Regions from separate parts of the Homo sapiens genome. Here region 1 is linked to region 2. A link is a loop called in an ENCODE intact Hi-C map of the cell type or tissue named here. Cell type or tissue: ascending aorta. All regions are shown on one strand. Links, peaks and the distances in the headings refer to the core of each region. The heading gives the core; the rest is flanking DNA.

What was found. Peaks named below come from ENCODE experiments on the same cell type or tissue, not always from the same donor. Only the 100,000 strongest peaks of a DNase experiment are listed, where the experiment ranks them.
Region 1: a loop joins it to region 2, with 2.8 times the contacts of the local background. A loop is called at or near these places in 2 of 110 quality-filtered maps.

The regions. Positions count from the first base shown.
Region 1 is chr15:74,316,612-74,319,514 of GRCh38, reverse strand. The region is part of intron 11 of CCDC33 (coiled-coil domain containing 33); the gene reads right to left. All of the region lies in intron 1 of CCDC33-AS1 (CCDC33 antisense RNA 1), which reads left to right. Among named protein-coding and RNA genes, the nearest start is that of CCDC33-AS1, 1.6 kb to the left of the region's middle. RefSeq lists an enhancer at 1-389. In ascending aorta, for the core only: no CTCF peak of the experiment used is centred there; DNase peaks (open chromatin) are centred at 904 and 1,504; H3K27ac peaks cover 2,500 bases.
Region 2 is chr15:74,209,135-74,212,037 of GRCh38, reverse strand. It overlaps a transcript of STRA6 not described here and a transcript of CCDC33 not described here. Among named protein-coding and RNA genes, the nearest start is that of STRA6, 7.8 kb to the right of the region's middle. RefSeq lists an enhancer at 2,889-2,903. In ascending aorta, for the core only: no CTCF peak of the experiment used is centred there; a DNase peak (open chromatin) is centred at 1,355; H3K27ac peaks cover 1,474 bases.

The sequences.
Region 1 (2,903 bases), core at 183-2,682, 110 kb before region 2:
TACAGGGCTGGGCATTCAGCAGGTGGTGAGGGGCAGGCCCCAGTCCTGGTCTCACAGGCCCTGTTCACTCTTCCTCAAAGAACCCTTCCCCACTGGTCACCTCCTGCCAGAATCCTCCCTGGTTAGAGCTTTGCTGCCTCAGGAATGCCCCACATTGGGTGGGGGAAGAGCCCTGGCTGGAACCCAGAACCTTGGGTTCTGATCCAGCCTCTGCCCACAGCTGTCGAACGACCCGAAGCGAGGCCCTTGCCCACTCCGTGCCTGCTCATCTGCACCCTGTGGGGAATGACCCTTGTTGGGGTTGTCCTCTGGGATTCTTGCCAAAGGGGAAGAAGAAATGCTTTGGCAACTGGGGCCCAAACCAGAAGGGTTAGCACTTACTGGGGCGGCCCCAGCCCCCAGTCTGAGCTGCTGCTTCCACTGGATGCCCCATCTGCCACACCCACTCCTCCTCACAGCTCGGCACCACACATGCACTACCAGCAAGCCTTCCCAGGCTAGCCCAGGCTCAGCCACTTTCTAGGATCCAAGGCTGGACCTCCAAGACACCAGAGGTAGGGCCCAGACTAGCAGGAGGCAATGATCACTTCAAGGGATTTTCCCAGAAGCCCTTCTGTCCTCCCTCTCTGGATTACTGTGTGGGCTCAGGTGGCCTAGGCTGGAGCCAGGGGCCTTGCAAAAGATTCCTGTGACCACGGGCATCTAAGGGCCAAAGCCCTGGTCCTCTCCACCCTGCCTCCCACTTAAGAGGCTCTGGGAACACCTCTACTGGTTGCTGGGCAACACACCCCAACACACCTGCTGCTAGGCGAGCCAACCCATCTTCCCAGAACCAGTGGGCGAGGGGGCGACTTACAGAGAAGCTGTCAATGAGGCCTGGGGCAGCCTTGGGGGCTGGAGGGGATGGGGGCCCTGGCTCCCCCATCTTTACTGCTAGCAGTCCTGTTCCCCAGGATGGGTCCCCAGGGACTGTTGCTACAACAAGTGCCTGCCTGGTGACCAAGCCCAGCCCTGAGCTGGAAGCAGGCAGGCCCATGGGGCCACTTCCCCTTTGTTCCAGGGTGGGGGGTGTCTGGGTGGGGTGGCTGAAATCATGCAAGGTTCACTCCTTGGCCACAGAATTGTATGGAGACAGCAGGGCCGGGGAGGGCTGTGGGGCCCTTCAGGGCTCCGGCCTTCTGACTCCCCTGGCCCAGGCTCAGAGTCCCTCCTCCCTCACCTGCCCTTGGCTACACCTTGGTTCCTGCCTCCCCCTCAACTCCCTCCGCTCTTCTCCACTTTCTCTGCCTCCTGGTTACCCCCATACCCTGTCTCCCCTTTCTCTCCCACTGAGCCTCACCCTCTGTCCCTGAGTCTCCTCCTCCCCCTCCCCCTTAGTCTCTCTGCTCCCTGATTCCCCCTTGTCCCCTCAGGAGTCCTCCCCACCCCGCAGCAGCACAAGCTGGGCTCACTCTCCTCCCTGCAGCTGCAGTGTGGCTTAGGGCCCCACGCCTGGTCCCTGGGGACTTCCTCTGGCTGCTTTCCTGATGCTCTGGACAAATTCCTTTCTCTTTAGTTCAGCGGAGACATGGGTGGATGTTTTTGAAAGAAACTCACTGGGAAGCAAAAAAAAAAAAAAAAAAAAAAACAAACCCAAACAAGCCAGCCCGCCACCTAGAAACGGCCCTGGTCATGAAGGCAGAATGTCTGATATAACTGGCTTCAGCCTGGGTTGCGGAGACCCCCTCCTGGGGCATGGAGGGGCCTGCCTGCCTTTCCCCAGCTGAACTGGGTTCAGCCTGTCTGTCCCAGACAAGCTTGGTCCCAAAGGCTTTCATGATAGGGCCCTCCACCTGGACCTAGCAAGATGCTGACCAGCACTGGGACTTCATAAATATTTGTTTACTTGTTTAATGAATGAATAGATGACTTACAGTGTTCTTTGGGGCCTCAATGGTGGCACAATAATAATCCCTGACTGGACAAGCCAAGACAGTCACCTCTACCCGTTTCAAAATCTCCACCCCTGCTGCTGGGTGCCCAGCTCAGCACTCTGCACAGGGTTGGGGGGCCTCTGGCTTCTGCCGGTGTTGTGGAGGGCGCTTCCTTTTCTCATTTGCAGGCCTCATGTTTCACTTACTCTTTTTCTTTTTTCCTTTTTTTGAAATGGAGTCTGGCTCTGTCTCTTGCTCTGTCTCCCAGGCTGGAGTACAGTGGCGCGATCTGGGCTCACTGCAAGCTCCGCCTCCCGGGTTCATGCCATTCTCCTGCCTCAGCCTCCCGAGTAGCTGGGACTACAGGTGCCTGCCACCATGCCTGGCTAATTTCTTGTATTTTTTTAGTAGAGACTGGGTTTCACCGTGTTAGCCAGGATGCTCTCGATCTCCTGACCTCGTGATCCACCTGCCTCAGCCTCCCAAAATGCTGGGATTACAGGCATGAGCCACTGCACCTGGCCCACTCCACTTTTTCTTAATGGGGACACTTCCTCTGAACAATAGGGACAAGTAGGGGAGTGGCACAAGACAATCCCCATACTCCTATTAGTTCTTATTTGAGTGGGCCTGGTGAAGTGGAAAGATAGTGGGCTCTGTTACTAAGCAGCTGTGTGACTTTGGACAGGTCACTTAACCTCTCTAAGCCTGTTTTCTCCTCTGTAAAATGGAGTGCATCACTGTGCCCATCTCATAACGCTGTTGGGGATTAAATGAGGCTGCGAGTGTACACGTCCGAGCAGCGTCTGGCATATAAGAGTGGCTCCAGAAATATTACTCCCTCCTCTGTGCAACTCTCATGAGGGGCTCTGGAGGGTCTAGCACCCCTCCAGGGAAATGAAAGGGAGGCCCGTGGTGGAGTCGGCCATCCTCCCTGGATGGCACCAGTCACTGGCTGGCACTGAGATGTGGGCCTTAAATCTTCCTGCT
Region 2 (2,903 bases), core at 192-2,691:
GGCTAGCTTAGAAAAGGTACTGCCTAAAACCTTTAGGAGGAGAGACACAAACTTCACAGCCAGACTGGGGAGTGGGGAGCAAAACAAAGAGCAGGAGAGAGAAACAAAAAGGAAACAACAGAGAGAGTGATAGAGAGAAAACACAGAGTTAGACAGAGAAAGAAGGAGGAGGAGAGACAGAAGGAAAGTAGAGAGAGACAGAAGGAAAGGAGGGAGACTGAGTCAGACACAGAGAGGGTGAAACAGAGAGTGGCATACCAGGGACAGGCAGAGAGACTGATGGACAGGGGCAGAAAGGCAGACAGGAGGACAACCAGATAGAAAGAGAGAAAGGGGCTGAGCACCGTGACTCATACCTGTAATCCCAGCACTTTGGGAGGCCGAGGTGGGCAGATCACCTGAGGTTAGGAGTTCGAGACCAGCCTGACCAACATGGAGAAACCTCATCTCTACTAAAAATACAAAAAAATTCAGCCGGGCATGGTGGTGCATGCCTGTAATCCGAGCTACTCGGGAGGCCGAAGCAGGAGAATCGCTTGAACCCAGGAGGCGGAGGTTGCAGTGGACTGAGATAGCACCATTGCACTCCAGCCTGGGCAACAAGAGCCAAACTCCATCTCAAAAAAAAAAAAAAAAAAAAAAAAGCCAGGGGCAGATATTGACAGAGAGACCCAGCAGTAGGCAGGGGTTCTGCTGTGTTATCAGACAGAGTATTGAGAGGTGTGTCCCAATCCTGCAATTTGGCTTAATCAACACTTGGGGCCTTCCCTCAATCCCAGAAGGAGTCTCCCAGCCATAGAATGAAACGGAGTCCAAGCTCTAGGAAGGAATGTTCTTGGGGGAAAAAGCAGTGAGGTGTGTGTGTGTGTGTGTGTGTGTGTGTGCGTGTGCGTGCGTAGTGGTGGGGGGGAATCTCTGGCAAAACTTCCCCTAGGTCAGTCACTGACCCTGGCACATCATGTGGCCTCTCTGGGCTTAAGTTTCTTTTGGATGTGTTGGAGTCTGGGGTACAGCAGGAGTCTCCTTCAGCCTTATAATCTGGCCTTAGCTAAGGCTCTGTCTTTGCCAGTAACTTACTGCTCTATTCTACTTAACTCATGACTTCTATCTCATAGTCCAAGATGGCTGCCTGAGATCCAGCTATCACAACTGTTTTTCACCCAGCTAGAAGGAGGAGGGGGTAAAGAGAACACCTCTCTTTTTGAGAACACAACCTGGGAATTGTGCTCAACACTCTTTTTCCAAGTCACTGGCCAATACCTAGTCTAAGGGCTACATCTAGCTTCAAGGGAGACTGGGAAGTGTGCAATATTGGGCTGGGGACGGAATCAAATTCACACAGCTCAGTGATGCCTTCACAGCTCCTTACTCACAGCAGGCTTATTTAAAAAGAATTACACATGCAGTATGAGTTTTAAAATATGCATTTCAAACAAGTGAAAAATCCTGCTTCATTCTCCAAAATTCACCCCTCCCCCAAGTGTGACCACTGTGAACAGTTTGCTGTGTGTCTGCCAGATTCACTTTTTATGTGTACACACATACATACACATATGTCTACCTAGTTAAAGAAGCATAAAATGAGATCACGATTTATGTATTGTTCAGCAACTTGCTTTCTTGGTTACTGTTACTTGGCAATATGTCTTGGAGGTTCTGCCACGTCAGTCCAGAGAATTACCTCATTCTTTTTATCAGCAAAATAGTACTTCAGTGTGTCAACTTATCAGCATTGATGGATGGATATTGGGGTTGTTGCCAATTATTTTTGCCATTACAAACGGCCTTGGGAATTTTGTCTCCATATATATGCATGCAGGCATTCCTTGGGAATGGATTCCTAAAAGTGTGCCAAAGGTTAATTTTCTCTTTATGTGGGTTTAACCCTTTGGAACTAAAAATCCTCTTCTCCATGGACAAGATGGTGATCAGATCCAAGCTGGCTGGCTGCTTCCCTTTCTCGGCTTGAGCTGCTCTCTCTCTCCCTCTCTCCCTGCCTCTCCTGGGCAGGCCTGGCTCTGGCATTGTCCTTCTCTCTTCCAGGGTCTTTTACTATCATTGGAAGCCAATCTCACATACAAAAGCCTGTGGTCCCACCTTTTTATAGATGGCACTCCCTTTCTCCTTCAAGGAAGAGACTGCCTCTCCAGGGCCCTTCTCCTGAGAATTTAGGGCCCCGCTTCTTGGCCCGGCCTTTATCTACTCTCTCCCTGCCCTGCTTGCCACAGCACCTAGGTGGAGCACCCTCTGAGCACCATTTCCTTCCCCAGTCTTGTCTGCATCCCTGCAGGATACCCCCTCTAGGAAGGGGAGGGAGGGGTAGGGAGAGCCTGTGCTCAGGTGAGGGGGGATGCAGCCGACTGTCCAGCAGCGTTGGAGGTTGCAGGCATGTACTTGGGGTGAAGAGCAGGACTCCAGAACCCCAGCCTGTCTGTGAGAAGTGAGAAATAGAAGAGAAAGCTCCGAGGGGGCCTTTTTCACTTCCCCTGGGAATAGATCATACCTGGAATTCCAGCCCTGAAGCCCTGTGATGACTCCCCTTAGCTGTGGTCAGGGCCCTCAGCCCAGCTGGGCAGCAGCAGGATGCAGATCCGGTTATTAAGAGCCGAGCTGGTGGTTCCCCTCTGGCAATTCATCAGGCAGTGGCCCCCTGGGAGTGATGGATGGGGACAAATGGAGGTAAGTAGGGGGTTCCTCAGCTTCTCTAAGGCCACATCTGGGGAAACTCAGCCATCAAAGCCCTGTGCAGGCTTCTCCACTGAGGTGACTCTGAGGGCCAAGGAGATCAAGTTTCGAGCAAACGGTTTGGGGGTGTGGAGAGGCTATACCGCTGGAGACAAGCCGCCCTGTGTGTTGTGTGGGGCCCCAGCCCCTGCTCTGTGCCTGAGCTGGAGATGGGGGTG